Linked DNA regions of Mus musculus: region 1 is linked to region 2. The links are chromatin loops, found by intact Hi-C in ENCODE. Cell type or tissue: heart. All regions are shown on one strand.

The links. A loop is a pair of places that touch in the nucleus more often than their neighbours do. Peaks named below come from ENCODE experiments on the same cell type or tissue, not always from the same donor. Only the 100,000 strongest peaks of a DNase experiment are listed, where the experiment ranks them.
Region 1: a loop joins it to region 2, with 2.4 times the contacts of the local background. A loop is called at or near these places in 2 of 42 quality-filtered maps.

What each region holds. Positions count from the first base shown.
Region 1 is chr8:125,179,452-125,187,451 of GRCm38, reverse strand. The region is part of intron 9 of Disc1 (disrupted in schizophrenia 1); the gene reads right to left. Among named protein-coding and RNA genes, the nearest start is that of Disc1, 130 kb to the right of the region's middle. In heart, no CTCF peak of the experiment used is centred here; a DNase peak (open chromatin) is centred at 3,321; H3K4me3 peaks cover 1,049 bases; H3K27ac peaks cover 3,875 bases.
Region 2 is chr8:125,327,162-125,335,161 of GRCm38, reverse strand. No RefSeq gene overlaps it. Among named protein-coding and RNA genes, the nearest start is that of Gm30713, 55 kb to the left of the region's middle. In heart, no CTCF peak of the experiment used is centred here; DNase peaks (open chromatin) are centred at 4,425, 6,247 and 7,971; H3K27ac peaks cover 5,917 bases.

The DNA of each region.
Region 1 (8,000 bases), 150 kb after region 2:
GCATAGCAAGCACTGAACCGAGAGAGCAACCTCCCAACATCTGGCCATCTCTCTCCACGTGGATCTGTCACCTGAGGAAGAGGCAGAGGCTCCCGAGGTGAGCCACAGCGGGTCATCACGCCAGCAATGGGAAATCACATGCAGGAGATTATCTTACAACGGCAAGGGAAGTATTAAAAGAGAAAGCTCATGTCAAAGCCAATTTATTAAATAATTGCTTATCTTGGGGCGCAGGGAACCTACCTCTGAAACCTGCACTTATCTTGGAGGCAGGCTGCCTCCCCAACAGAAGTCTGTCAGAGGCAGAAGAGGGGGAGGGGAGCGGTTCCATACGGATTTTCTTCTCCTGCCACCCTAAGCATTGTCAAGACCCAGCTCCTGTCGTCTGGGGTGGTTTAAAATAAAACTTTTCTTAAGAACAGATGGAAAGAGGGACACACAGGCAACAGTGGGCAAACAACGGCAGAGTGTCAAACAGTGACGACGGGAAAAGGAACGGAAAACAGACAGCAAACACTGGAGCCTCCTCCGAGACAGCGACCCACCCGGCACAGCCTTTCTGGAATGAAGCCCTTCTCTGTGCACAGTCCCCTCGTTCTGTAGTCGGCTAGGAACTGGAAGTAGGGTCCCGAGATCAAGAGTGATGTGCAGCTGTGTCTGATATCAGAAGAGCTGGGAGTCACAGGAGCTCCCAAGCAAATGAAGAAAAACCACTGCAACAAGAACCCACAGCATGGACACTTAAGATAGAGGTGGTGTGTGTGTGTGTGTCTGTGTCTCTGTGTGTATCTGTGTGTGTATCTCTGTGTGTGTCTGTCTTTCTGTGTATGTCTGTGTGTAAGTTTGTGTGTGTCTCTCTGTATTTGTGTGTGACTGTGTGTCTCTGTGTGTTTGTGTGTGTGTTTGTGTGTATGTGTCTGAGTGTGTCTCTGTGTGTACGTCTCTGTGTGTGTTTGGATATCTGTGTGCATGTCTGTGTGTGTCTGTATGTGGCTCTGTGTGTATGTGTGTGTCTTATGTGTTGTGTGTATTATATATGTATGTCTATGTGTATGGTGTGTCTGTGTGTCTGTATGTGTGGTGTGTCTGTATGTCTGTATGTGTGGTGTGCCTATGTGTGTCTGTGTGTGTGTCCACGTGTCTCTAGGTGTGTATGTGTGTGCGAGTGTGTATGTGTATGGTGTCTGTGTGTGTAATGTACCTCTGTGTGTGTGTGGTGTCTATGTGTGTAATGTGTGTGTGTGGTGTGTGTGTTTAACAATAATGAAAGTCAATGCTGAAGGAGGTAAAATACCTGTATAATTCAATGCACTGAGGGGTCAAGTACAAAAGTAAACATGACAGCGTCTTTCTGAGAGATGGGTACTGATCCTTCTACTAAGAGCACCCGACTTTCCAAGTTGCAATACAACACTGACATCTACAAATATGTTGGGCAATGTTCATAGCCTTCCTGAGCTCACCCATGGGCTAACAGATCAATAACACCTGCTAGACAAAGACACCCCCATGCCTGGGCCAATGGCTACTTCATGAGTCTCTCAGTGAGCGAAGGCTCAGTTGCTATCCACACAGTTACCTGATACATGATCTAAAACAACCAGGGGGTCCCTGGTATCTGCTCAGGAATGCTTAGGGGCCAGATAGCTATGGAACCTATGGTCTTGGGTTACCAGGGTGGCAGGCAAAGGTGTCTATTGAATAGATGCCATTGGGTGACCTAAAACATTTGAGCATTGCTTGCCATCCCCATGACCCCAGATACCACACCACTACACACACACCACACACACACATACACATATCTTCACATACACACTGACAGACATGCACACATACACACATACATATATACACTACACCTTCACACACACACACACACACTGAAACACACATGAACACACACTAAAATACACATGCACACACACACACACACAGAAACATACCATATAACTAAGATAGAAAGGGGTCATCGTTGGTGCCGGCAGTGGAAGGATCTATGAGGAGGGAAGGAGCCCCATGTAGAGGGGGTGGCAGAGGGTCTGGAGTTTAGGAACTCACTTCTCTGCCCATCCTGGAGCTCAGCCAGTGGCACATGGCTGCCTTCAAAACGCTCTACTCCCCACGATGTGTGATGTGTGGCATCTTGAGTTTGAGTCTGTCCCATCTTAATCACAGCCACCTATACAGGGATCTTAGAACTCGGTGGGCCTGGGAGAACCCTCCCTGAAGCCCAGTGACAGACTGTGACAGTGGATTCTGAAGTCTCCTGTTCCCCTTCCAAAGACAGTCTAAGCCATGTTGGCAATGTGAGGGTTAATGGCCACAAAGACAAGTCTTTACTAAGCCACACCCACATTAGGTCACACCCCTACACTAAGCCACACCCACATTAAGCCACACCCCTATTCTCATTGCTGCCTCACCTGGATTCCTACTTCAATAGAAATGATCATCCTCTGGGAGGGCTTAAAAATCTTTGTTCCTAGGGCCAGCAGGATGGCTCACATGCATGTGCCATGTCACATGAACCCCTACATATATACACCCCCCCCCACACACACACACAGGTCAAATAAGTAACTTACTTTCTAAGAAAATCTAACAGCACTGTAGGAGAGGAAAACAGCCAGCCAGTGGGTCACACAACAACAACAACAACCATGAACTGCAGGGCTGAGTGCCTGAGACCCAGCGTCCTCAGCCTTTTACCAGGCTTGGAGATGAATTCCTCCTGCCCCACAGCTCTGCCAGCAGCCTAATTAATTAAAGCAATCAGTTTGGGGTTCCCCGCGGCTGGCACGGGAGCTTTGAGCTTCTCCTTGGTGCCTGGCTCATGCCTCTATTATTACCTTTTAAACGCAGCTCCAACCACTCACTGTACAGAGTCCTCTGTACAGGGAACCTCAAAGGCATCGACCCAAGTCTGTGCCGAACAGGAGCCGCAAAGGCATCTTCGTCAATCTTTCTTTAAATCTTCACTTCCTGCCACAAGGACAGGTCAATTGACGACCAACTAGACAAGTGGAAAAGCAATGTAAGGTTCTGAAAGAGGGTTTAAATAAAATATCCCTTGTCATCAAGCCTGTTAAGAAGATAGATGTCTCAAGGCAGGTGCGCAGAGGGTACAGGACCCGGCACAACCGCTCAGAGCCAAGAGCCAGGATGGAGAGGATGCTCAAAAGGCATGCAGCTGTGCTGATGTATCTGTTACTTTATTCTGTGTTTTACAAGAGAAAGATTGAGTCTCTCAAGGTGACAGACGAGCTCCCAGAATGCCCCTCTCTTGGAGTTTCTCTGTGACTGGCTCCCAGCAGCAGCGAGAGCCTCGGCTGGTGAGCTTCACCACAGCGCCCTCTTGTGGCCATAGTCCGGGTGGCGCTGCTCCTGATCCCTTCCTGAGAGTTCACTCCTGGCTCTAATTACAACTTATTTACAACCCTTCTCACTCCTGGTTTTAATCACAACTTAGTTACAATCCTTCACCCGGGTTACAAGGGGAGTCCAGTCCGTGCAGAGCACGGTAGCTCGGGTAGAGTTGTGTTTTCTTCCCTTTTTTTTTTCTTTGTAGTTTCCTACCATCCTTCTTCCTGCCTCTTCTTCTAAGATCTGGCTGAGAAGCCAGCAGCCAGGTCAGACTTCCCATCCTCTAAGATGGCATCTCCCTCCAGTGGCCCACATCTTGAGAAGATCCTGTATATAACTTCGGGACAAAGGGACCACTGGCCCAGAGCTGCCCCTCACCCGTAGAGGTTCTGTGCACTGTTTGTAAAAGAGAGACTGGATCACAAGGGGAGGTGCCTGAGGAACGCAGAGCTGTGAGGAGGAAGCAGAAATTCAGTGTGTGTGGCCTGCAGGGCTAGGCAGGCATGCCAAGCTGTGTACTGCTATGCCAACACAAGTATATATTAGGTGAAAAGATAACTTTCTCTTGAAAGATTCATCATCCTTAGTAGTATTACTCTTTTAAGACATCCCAGTGCTCACTGGACTAAAGATTCTTGGTCTGGGCAGTGGTGGTGTACACCTTTGATCCCAGCACTCAGGAGGCAGGGAATCTCTGTGAGTTTGAGTCCAGCCTGACCTACGTAACAAGCTCTAGGACAGTCAAGACTACGGAGAAAGACCCTGCCTCAAAAGGAAGTTATAACCGGACAAAGACTTGATCGACCCCCTTCTGTGTGAGTCTCTGGGATCTTTTCGCTCTGTCAGCTTCCCTTACACGGTGATAGAGACACAAGCCAGTGTGGAGACGGTAACTGGCCTGTATGCTCAGGGTGCTCAGGGGTCTTTCCAGACATGAAGACTGAGAGTAGTAAATATGCTTCAGAGGCAGACAAGGAGTGTCACACAGACTCAGTTCTGGGAAAGCTTACTGGGCACATACACAGAATGTTACTCAGGCATTCCCTCCGGGCTGGAGAGCCAGCCCAGCAGAGAAGAGCACCTACTGCTCTTGCAGAAGACATGAGTTCTGTTCTCAGTATCCGGATCAGGAAGCTCACAACCACCTATAATTCTAGCTCCAGGGTTTCTGATGCCCCCTTCTGGCTTCCATGATACCTGAACTCACGTGCTGGAGAACTCATTCATTCTCTCTCTCTCTCTCTCTCTCTCTCTCTCTCTCTCTCACACACACACACACACACACACACACTCTTAAACTTAAGATAAATCTTTTTTAAATTTCCTCTTACAAGGAGCAGGGAAACTCGTGAAACCTACAGGACTCCCAGGCTCCTTCTCAAGGCTGTATCATCAACCAACAACTGCCCACTAGAGGAGACTCATCAGTCTATGAGGAACTGCAGAAGTGCAGCTTCTGAGAGTCCTCGCCCACGACAGGGTGGGAATTCTTCAGCCCCTCAGTCTCTGTGCCCCATGCATGTAACCCTGATAGACTCACTGGCTCACCAGACTGGACTTGCATGGAACTGTCTGGGGGACCTGGGCCCTCTCTGGGTTAATAGACATTCTCTAGCCTCAAGTTCTTCTCTGGCACAGGGCCTCACAGGTGTCTCTCTCAGTTTCAGTGATGGTCCCAGGGACATGGGTAGACACAGGACTGGCTCTGCTCTATCCCCACACATGGCGTTGTCCCCAACTAGATACACTGAAAAACTTCCAGAAGAGACTAGTTCAGACCAAGATCCCAATCCTAATGGTCAAATTTTTATCAATGGACTAACTATAAATAACAATAATAATTATTTCAAACCTGAAAAAAAAAGAAGTTTGGTTGTTTTCACCAAAATATAATATGGAGCTGGGCCAGCAAGAGGCTCGGCAGATAAAGGGGCTTGCTGACAAGCTGGATCACCTGAGTTTCATCCCTGAAACACAAGTGGCAGAAGGAGAGAACCTGCTCCTACAGGCTGTTCTCTGAGCACACATGCACTATGGCACGTGTGTGCACATGGGAAAGAAACAGATAACTAGAAAGAGCACAGAGCTAAGCTCAGTTGTACCCCGTGTTCAGCCCACCACACTCAAGGCCCTGAGCTCAATGTCCGCTGACACATACAGAAGAGAAAGAATTCACACCTGAGGAGAGAGGGGGATTTAATCAGATTTAAGTATTCCACTCGTGGTGGGACACCACATGGTACTCTGCAAATGTGTGATATCTTCATGCTTTTATGATCAGTGGAAAAAAATAAATTTAAATTTGAGAAATAAAATATCTGTCTTAGAATATTTATAATACTGCTTTGTTTTACAGAATAAACCACGGGTGCAGAAGGAGAGACCAGATACCATGTTCTAACCATGTTTATGCAATAAGCCCTTTGCCCACTGAGATATCTCCCAGCCTAATGTGTATAGCATGTAATTTAAAAAAATACACTATTGCCTTTGCCCGTGTCCTCAGCCCTGGGGCTGCCACCCTTGCTCTGGCCCCTCTCCGTTTTTGTTTTTGTTTTTTTTTTCTTGTTCCTCCCAGGTTAGCTCCACCTAGCCTCCATCATCCACATGGTCTCTCTCTCTCTCTCTCTCTCTCTCTCTCTCTCTCTCTCTCTCTCCCTCCACCTTTGCTCCATGGATGAAAAACACTCAGACAGCTTTATTACTTTAGAATTTGCCTGTTAACACAATTGCTGAGCACAGAATCTCCTGCCCTAAACTTATTGACTAGCTTCCTTCAACCTCCTTTGCTATGAGCTGGTGGTGGAAGCCACCTGGTTCTACCTTCCCCAAGATCTTGCATGATTCTTTTGTGCGTCTCCTTCCAAAGCCTGGCCAGAAACCGCCTTCTCTTTCCCTGCATCTCTTTTTCCTCCTGGGACCAGGAAGGACCTGTCCCTTCCACCCAGCAATTGGCTCCCGACCTCCTTTATCAACTAAGTCAAGAATCAATTAGGGAACCAGAGTTTAGTATCAGCACCTCTCCCTATGAGACAGAGAGAGAGAGAGAGAGAGAGAGAGAGAGAGAGAGAGAGAGAGAGTTTTGATACAGGGTCTCATTATATAGCTCACGCTAGCCTGGAACTCAAGATCCTCTTATGTCTCCCATGGACTCAGCATTCTAATCTGGCCATGCAGCCATGGAGGCAACTTCTGCCTGAGGACCTAATTGAAGACTGTCTGAGAGCCTAAAGATTGGTGATGCAGACAATGACAGCCAATCGGGAACTGCCACTTGGAAGACATGCTTGCTTGGGACCAGTGGGATGCAGTGGAGGATATAAAGGGTGCTCCCCAAGAATTAATAACTAAGTTCACTGTGTTCTCGCCTGCTCCCCCATCTGAGCCATTGATTTCAAGCCTTCTCACCCGCTGCCCCCAAGACAGTTGCCGGGCAGGACAGCAGGACTCATGCCATCTACACTACATCTCGGGGCAGCAGACAGAGTCTGGCTGCTTAGTCCTCTTACCCTTCTGAAGATGGGGACCAAAAGACTCATTACAAAGAACAGATGGAATGGCAAAGACCCCAGCGCTGGAAAGACACAGCGATCTGCCTCCTGACAGCTTTATGATTCAATCTCCCCAAAGGATCTGCAAGAGACCCTACCATCTTATTAAAAATCAGGGTCCGAATTTATCTGAGTTTGACATGAAACTATATTTTCATTAAAAAGTTTTATAAACCGTGTCAATCATAATGGAATTCTTATTAGTCTGGTGGTTTTTGGCAATGAGCCTGTAGACCCCGAGGGGACTTCGGTATGAACTTTGTACGTACTGTGATGACGGGACACTCTTTCATCACTAATGATGTATTTGTCTTTTACTACCCACTAATCAAGTGGCTGTTTGTCTTATATACCCCTCACTAAGTAGACTGACAACCTCTATCATGCACTACCCACACGCCCACTGCAGATGGGAAACCGGCACATGCTAGCAATCAACCATCAGTATGCGCACGGGCGTGTCTCACTCATAGGCCTCAGTTTCCCCACAATGGACCACTAATGTGGGACACGGGCTAAATGATATTTATATAGTACTCAGAGCGTTTCTGTTGGGGAAGGGCTTTGGTGAGTGACAGGAACATCACCATCCTATGTCACAAATCACATTAAGACTATTACAGCCATGACTTAGCAAATCTGTCTACTGGGCTGATATATTTCCAAAAGCAACATGTCTGTCCAAATGTTCGCTGGGTCCCTGGAGGCTCTGAGGAAGCCAGAGAGGACCTACTGGGGAGCTGTTCTTTGAGCAGGGAGGACCTGCTAAGGCGCTGTTCTTTGGGCTTGCCTATGGCAACATTTGTAGAAAGAGAAGAAAGTTAAGCTGAAGACTTTCTTTAGAAACGATTTCACTCAAAGGCAAAGGCAATGGATGCGGCTCGGAATTCTTTTCAGATGTGTGGCCCATGAAGCATCTGATACGTGGTCAGGCATTGCCTGCTGGACTCTTGGGTGTAGACGCCCCTGGCTCCAGATAGAAGCAGCTGCCTTGGTTTGGAAAGACAGAACCCAGGTCAAAGAGCAAAGCAGCGAGGGATTGCAGGTAGGAGACAGCCTCCTTCAGAGCAAAGAAACACAGAC
Region 2 (8,000 bases):
ACACTTTTGCCCCCTCCTCCCCCTGGGGGCAGCCCAGCCTCCTTCCCTGCTATGCCCTTAGCATATTAATATACGCCACCCAGACTGTTGCCTTGGTGTCTGGTTTTAAATGATAAAATTTGCCTGGAGTTTAACTCTCAGCTGTGTCACCCCACCTGGGATACCAAGAAGAGAAAGGACACCTGAGGTCACCAGAGACGTCGAGTTTTATCTTAAAAACCATACTAGGGTGGAAATAAATATACAGGGTGGCGAGAATGGCTACAGGTAACAGTCATGCACACAGTCATATGCATATGCACACAATTGTGTGTTGGTGAGGATTTTTTGATAACTCTGTTTGATGTGTGAGTGCATATGTCTGTGTGCTTGTGAGTCGGGTCACGTGAGTGTCACAGATTCGTGTGGAGCTAGTAGGACAACTTTTTGGCTTTCCATACTGGTTGAGACACAATCTCTTTGACACTGAATATACCAGGCTAGCCAGCCCTCGAGCTCCTGGAATCCTCCTGTCTTCACCTCCTGTCTCTCCATGGAGGCCATGGGTTTCTGACACTGGTGCTACTTTTATGTGCCCAGCTTTTACGTGGGTTCTGGGATCTGAACTTAGGTCACTAGGCTTGCATGGATAGAAGCACTGTGAGCCATTTTCCTGGACCCTGAGTTGGTGGGTTTGTTTGTTTGTTTGTTTGTTTGATGTGGTTTCACCTGAGAGTCACAGCCCTTTTGAAGCTGTTTCTGGAGTCAGGTACACACTAAGATGCTCCTATCTGGGAAAAGTTCTTCTACCAAGCCCAGATGCCAAGAGACAGCTGTGTCTGGGCAGTGGGTGCTTCATCTCTCAGACCACCACTGTACTGGCTGGTTTTGGGTATCAACTTGACACAAGCTGGAGTTATCACAGAAAAAGGAGTCTCCCTTGAGGAAATGCCTCCATGAGATCCACCTGTAAGGCATTTTCTCAATTAGTGATCAACGGTGGGAGAGCCCATTGTGGGTGGTGCCATTCCTGGGCTGGTGGTTCTGGGTTCTATGAGAAAGCAAGCTGAGCAAGCCAGGGGAAGCAAGCCAGTAAGTAACATCTCTCCATGGCCACTGCATCAGCTCCTGCTTCCTGACCTGCTTGCATTCCAGTCCTGACTTCCTTTGGTGATGCACAGCAATGTGGGAATGTAAGCTGAAAAAACCCTTTCCTCCCCAGCTTGCTTCTTGGTCATGAAGTTTGAGCAGGAATAGAAACGCTGACTAAGCCACTCCTCTGTGCAGAGATGTGACACTGGCTTGAGGAGAAGGGCAGCTCCCTCTGATCCCCCACCTGCCCGCCCTGGCCCTGCCTCTGCTCCAGCTCTGTGTCACTTGAAGCCTGAGTAGTTTGCATTCCAGCCATGCAGACAGCAAGTGAGTCCAGTGAGTGAGGAGAGAGAGAAGCCTGGATGGGACCCCCCTTTTCTTCCATGATGTCATGGTCGTGGTTCTCGATTCATTCCTAAGAAGCCCGACTGTGCTAAGACCCAGGGAGGAAGCTGAGCCATCACCACAAGGCCCTGAGACTCATGACTCTGAGAATTCAAGCTACTAGGAAATGGGTTGGGCTTAAATGACAATTCAGACGGGGTGGGGGAAACGGAGGCCACTGAAAAGGGGGTTTTAAAGGAAAGGCCAAGTAGGGACAGATGGACAGAAAGGGCAGGCTTAAAGTCCAGGAGGATTAGAGTGCGCCTGCGGAGGTCAAGGAGTTGAAGTGACAAACCAGGAGTGGTTGCCAGGAGGAATCAAGAGACAAATGGCAGGCTTCTTACTCTAAATACTTGCCACTCCTCCTTCTGTCTTCACTACCTCCACCGCGTTCTCTTCTGAGTTATTAAACAGCAAACAGTGCTCCCCTCATTTCAAGTCTCTCCTCCTTCCCTCCCTCACCCCTTCTCTCTCCCACTTCTTGGTTTATTTTTCCACCTCCTCTACTCAGGCTCCACCTCCTCTACCCAGGCTCCATCTCCTCTACCTCTTCTACCAAGACTCCACCTCCTCTACCAAGACTCCACCTCCTCTACCAAGAATCTACCTCTTCTACCAAGACTCTACCTCTTCTACCAAGGCTCCACCTCTTCTACCAAGGCTCCACCTCTTCTACCCAGGCTCCACCTCCTCTACCAAGGCTCCACCTCTTCTACCCAGGCTCCACCTCCTCTACCAAGACTCCACCTCTCTACCAAGACTCCACCTCCTCTACCAAAGCTCCACCTCCTCTACCAAGACTCCATCTCCTCTACCAAGACTCCACCTCCTCTGCCAAGGCTCCACCTCTTCTACCAAGACTCTACCTCTTCTACCAAGGCTCCACCTCTTCTACCCAGGCTCCACCTCCTCTACCAAGACTCCACCTCCTCTACCAAGGCTCCACCTCCTCTACCAAGACTCTACCTCTTCTACTAAGGCTCCACCTCTTCTACCCAGGCTCCACCTCCTCTTCCAAGATACTACCTCTTCTATGAAGGCTCCACCTCCTCTACCAAGACTCTACCTCTTCTACTAAGGCTCCACCTCTTCTACCCAGGCTCCACCTCCTCTTCCAAGACACTACCTCTTCTATGAAGGCTCCACCTCCTCTACCAAGACTCCACCTCCTCTACCAAGGCTCCACCTCTTCTATGAAGGCTCCACCTCCTCTTCCAAGACACTACCTCTTCTATGAAGGCTCCACCTCCTCTACCAAGACTCTACCTCTTCTACCAAGGCTCCACCTCTTCTACCCAGGCTCCACCTCCTCTACCAAGACTCCACCTCCTCTACCAAGGCTCCACCTCCTCTACCAAGACTCTACCTCTTCTACCAAGACTCTACCTCTTCTACCCAGGCTCCACCTTCTCTACCCAGGCTCTACCTTCTCTACCCAGGCTCCACCTTCTCTACCCAGGCTCCACCTTCTCTACCCAGGCTCCACCTCCTCTACCAAGACTCTACCTCTTCTACCAAGACTCTATGCCTCTACCAAGGCTCCACCTCCTCTACCAAGGCTTCAACTCCTCTACCAAGACTCTATCTCCTCTACCAAGACTCCACCTCCTCTACCAAGACTCCACCTCCTCTGCCAAGGCTCCAACTCCTCTACCAAGACTCTTCCTCCTCTACCGAGGCTCCAAATCCTCTGCCAAGGCTCCACCTCCTCAAGGTTTTATAACCTTCCCAGAGCCATCACTAGTTGGGGACCATGTGTTCAGACACATGAGACTCAGGGGGCATTTTACTTTCAAACTACAACAATTATGTACCAGTTATTCCTTGTGTGTAACAAGTAACTCCTCAAACCTGTAATACAAGCACAGCATTTCCACAGTGAGCAAGTCAGAACCCAGGTATGAGGAAGACAGTGTCTCAGGTTCAGGCTTCTCTAAAGCCACAGTGAGGCTGTCTCCCAGAGCTGTCGCCATCTCATGACTGTGGCTGAGACCCACTTCTATAACCACATGGACAAAGGGGTATTGTACCCTCTTCTGGGTGGGCCTCTCCATGGGCCTTCTCAGTTCTGAGCATCCAGGATGGGTACAGAGTATTTGTACTGCTCATACAGATCAGCTCAAGTTAAGTATAGGAGGATCCATGGAGGTCACTTCGGCTTCCATGGGCTGAAGTAATCAGATTGCCTTTTGAAGAGATTGCTCTTACTGAGATAGTGAAGATAAACTGACAGACCATGTGGAGATGTAAGAGACCAGCTGAGAGGCCACAGCTTGCTGCCTCCCAGGGCTGCTGAGATGACCAGAGCTCAGAGGAAGAGGTCGATGGATTGGAGAAATAAATAATTTAACAAAACAGGCTCTGGAGATGACTGGGGTTGGAGCAAGGCAGAGCCAGGGATTTAAGACAACTTCTGGTTGTATGCTAAGAAGAACCCCTTACATTTCTGTCTTGTACAACCAAATGTGTGCAAGGTTCTAGTCAGAGAAGAGTGTCACATAGACCTAGCCATGCTCGTGATGGAAGAGGGTGTTTGATTTCAGTCCTATTGGGTTTGGAGTGAATAGAGAGCCTCCAAGAAGAGGTTAGGCTCATAGGACTAGGCTGCCTGGCATTTGAAGGCACACAGATGCTGTTCAATACCACCAGGAAACCACCTAGAAAGAGAAGTCCTCTGGATAGAGGACAGCCTCGGGCCAAACCTTCAGAAAAGTCTGCTTCTCCCGGCCAGTGACAGACTGCGGCTGTGTGCAAAGGATTTCGATTAATTAAGAAGGTCTCCAGGGTAACCACTTAGAGGATATTCACAGAAACCAGCCAGAGTCTGCTGGGGACTAATGGCCCTCCCCCAGCAACCACTCCATGCCTGGTCATTAATGTGCAGATGATCTCTGCCATTATCCCCAGGAAGGACTGCACACATGCTTGTCACCACCTGAGAAGTGACTGGGCAAGGCCTGATAACGAGCTTGGCTTTCTACAAGACCATGATGGCCCAGGGCTTCAGCAGGCAGCGAGGGTTGAGAAAGGTCTCAGCATTCCTTTGGCAGTGACTGAGTCAGAACCAGGCTGACAACACAGAGTAGGTCTGCAGGGCTGGTGGGGGTCTAATGAGAGCAATCTGGGCCAAACCTCATTGATCACTGGCTCCGAGTCCACTATCTTGGCAGGAAAGTTTGTCTGGGTCCCCAAGGACTGTGCTACTTAGAATGGTTACTCTGTGCCTCTCCCTGATGAACAATACCCCGAGGAGTCGGCCATGTGTTATCCAGGGAGGCATCTGAAAGGTCCGTACAGAGCACACTCCAATGCAGCGCCATATTGCAAGGCTGTTTCTAGGTATGAAAATGGCTTTGGCTCAGAGGGTGTACATGAGATTGGAGCTCTTGCGGAGGATTCTGGGGCCTTGTAACTTTCGTCTCATTGTTTTCTTTCAGTTACAGAGATGGACCAGAGCCCTTGCTGGCTGAAGGATGAGGTCTCCCAATCCCCATCACTCAGTGTGGGCCCACACTCTGGTTGGGTGCTGTAATCCTGCCCTTGTGACCTGCCTACTCCTGATGGTGAAGCTCAGCCTCCTGCCCACTGTCAGGGGCCCATCTCGTGGGTATCATCAAGCCTGGTTCACTGTGGCTCACAGACAAACAACTTGGGCCTTCTCATTGATACCTTGGCCATGCTTCTAGCACACTCCTTTTTTGGGTCTGTGTGTCCTTTATTGTAGAACGGTGTCCTTTAAGCCAAACCGCTGCTATCTCCATTGGATCAGCTGTGCCTGCTTGCAGACCTCAGTCTTGGTCAGACCTGTGGCTCTTGACATTTCCTTACAGGGTGGGGTGGGGAGGGGAGACCACTGAACCCTTACTCAAGTCTCCACCTGCCCCTCCCAGGCATCTCTACTCAGTTCTGCGTCAATTGCACATGGTGTCAGGGGCTTGGAGATGGGCCAGGGTGTATAGGCTGAGGAAGCTTGACCTATGCAGCTCAGGGAAGCCATCATCCATGGTGGGTGATGATGGTCCCCAGAAGCTGCTTTGGGTTAAGCCAAGTTCCTGCCAGCAAACCCTCCCCCATGTAAGGATAACAAACTTGTTGGTCCCAGGGGAAATGTTTGATGGGATCCTACTTCAGTTTGTCACAGATGCCTTGGAAGAAAGGGGTAGATGTTGTTTGTCTCTCCCTGAAGCGCTTCCGCAGCCCTAGTCCTTGAGGACAATACCCCCTTGGGCATTTTGATCACTCTGAGGCTTCTGATCACCGTTTCTACCACCTGCATGGGCAATGCCAGCGTTCTCTGGTAGGGTGAGCCACCCACATACTGTGTTGTTGGTAGTTCCAGGAGCCTCCCACATAGCGTGTTGGGATCATCCCAAGGTTCTGAGGCAGGGTGTTTGCTCCTGCTCACGACGTGATAAACTTTCTCTAATCCATCACACAATCCACTGCACCCTGAGCTGCATCCTCCTGCTGCCCTTGAGCATGTCCTGGAGTATTTTGGAGTCTGGAGTTTGCCTTTTCCACAGGAGCTGTTTGCCCTGTGCTGTGACTAGCTGTTGACCTTGCCAGAGAGAAGGTGGCTAAGGCCTCCAGAGGGACATTTGTTCCCCACAGGATAGAATCCTTTGTCCCAGCTTCTGATGGGTGGTAACTTCTGGGAGTCCCATGGCTGAGGGGAAACTTTCTAGTCTGTTAATCATGATGTCCCCGTCTCCTGTCTCAGGATCCAGGCTTTCCCCAAAATGTCCTGGCTTTGGTGTGGTGGCCCACCCATTCTTAGAGAGCTATAACTTCTCTAGAATGTTCTTGTGATTGCAATCTGGGTCTGTTCCTCAGCTTCCTGCATCCCTTTCCTGCCAGAATCCCAGTCTTGCCACATCACTGGCGCCAGGCCTCTCTTCTCAGTGCCCCGCTGACTCGGCACTAGGGACTTTTGTCATTCCCCAAAGCTTTACCCCTAACAGCAGCCACCCAACACACATTCTTGTGCTGTCTGCCTGTACTTTTCAGTGACCCAAAACATGAACCATTGCAGTTCTTTCTGTTGGTGGGTTCTGCAGCTAATTTCTGCACGAAGTTCTAACAGCCTCCATGCTACGTTGGGCCAGGGAATTATCAGTGCTGTTATTTGTCAACTCCAATGAGGTCCTCACTCCTGGCTGGCCAGAGGTGACCCAGTTCCCTGAGAATCTGAACAAATTTCAAGTCAAGTTCTTCTGGGGAGCAGACCTGAGCTGGAGACCATAAAGCACAAAGGACGTGGGAAGGGACTCATAAAATCCCCATTTGTAGGGGAAAAGAAGGACTCAGAATAGGTCAGAAAGGTTCAGGCATTCCTTCCTCACTCTGTGTGTGTGTGTGTGTGTGTGTGTGTGAGAGAGAGAGAGAGAGAGAGAGAGAGAGAGAGAGAGAGAGAGAGAGATGTAGGGTGTCTTCCTCAATCTTGCTCCATCATAGTTTTTGAGACAGGATCCCTCACTGACCCTGGAAGTCACTGATTCAGCTAGGCTGGCTGGCCTGGAGCTCTGGGGAGCCTCCTTCCCCCTCCCCCTCCCAGCATTGGGATGCCGGGTGCACACTACACACCTCGCTTCTCCTTACAGAGTTCTGGGGACTCAGCTCCTCCGTCCTCACGGTCCTGTGGAAGGCACTTTGCTGACAGAGCTGGCTTCACAGCCAAGAGGCTCCGGCGTTTTGAAATACAAAAGTTGGCTTTATCAAGTGCTGTGGGACTTCTGAAGCTGGGGCAGTCTGTCCGGGACGCCCTTCACTGAGTCTGCAGGTGGAACTTTCTATCCACATGTGAGTAGTTATTGAGTGAAGACTGCTTTGAAAAAGGCACCTGACCCGCATTTTAAAGGGTTACTGGTGGGCCCGCCATTTCTCACAAAAGCTTTGATGATTCTATTTTTAGACACATTCTTCTCCTTGAATAGACTGTGAGCTATTTGAGGGCCAAATACGTCACTTATTCATTTTGTAATTGCCCCAAGTTAATACAATACCTGAGGATGACCTTGGTGAACAGAGAGGATGAAGGGAGGGGAGCCAATTTGTCTGAACACAGCTGCCTGGTTCAACTTGGGCTCCCTGGGAAGAGATGCTATGTGGAAACTTCCAGAGGGAACGTTTGCTGCGAGTGTCAGTGTGAATGGGCAGAGGGGAGAGCTGCAGAGAGATACATTCACAGAAGAAGCCTCAATTCATCTGTGGGGAGACGATGACATCCAGAGTGGCCTTGCTTTTTGGCTATGGGACAAGTTTACCACCCTCCTTGTTAAAGTTGCGCTGGCTGCACCCTGATTTTGGGAGAAGACAACTTGGAGTAGAGGAATCAGGCCGTCGAGCAATCAGACTCAACAAGCAAGTGGTGTCCCAGGCATTGAGACAGCATGCACCACACTGCCCAGGGCTAGCAGAGTTTGGAGCTTGGTGCCAAATCTGTATGAGTTCCCTTCCAGGGGCCATGGCAAGAAGCAAAAAGTGTGGGTCAGCTGTTTTCCCTTGGGCTTTGTGTCTTCTTCCTGCAAGCTGTATGGCTTAGCTCA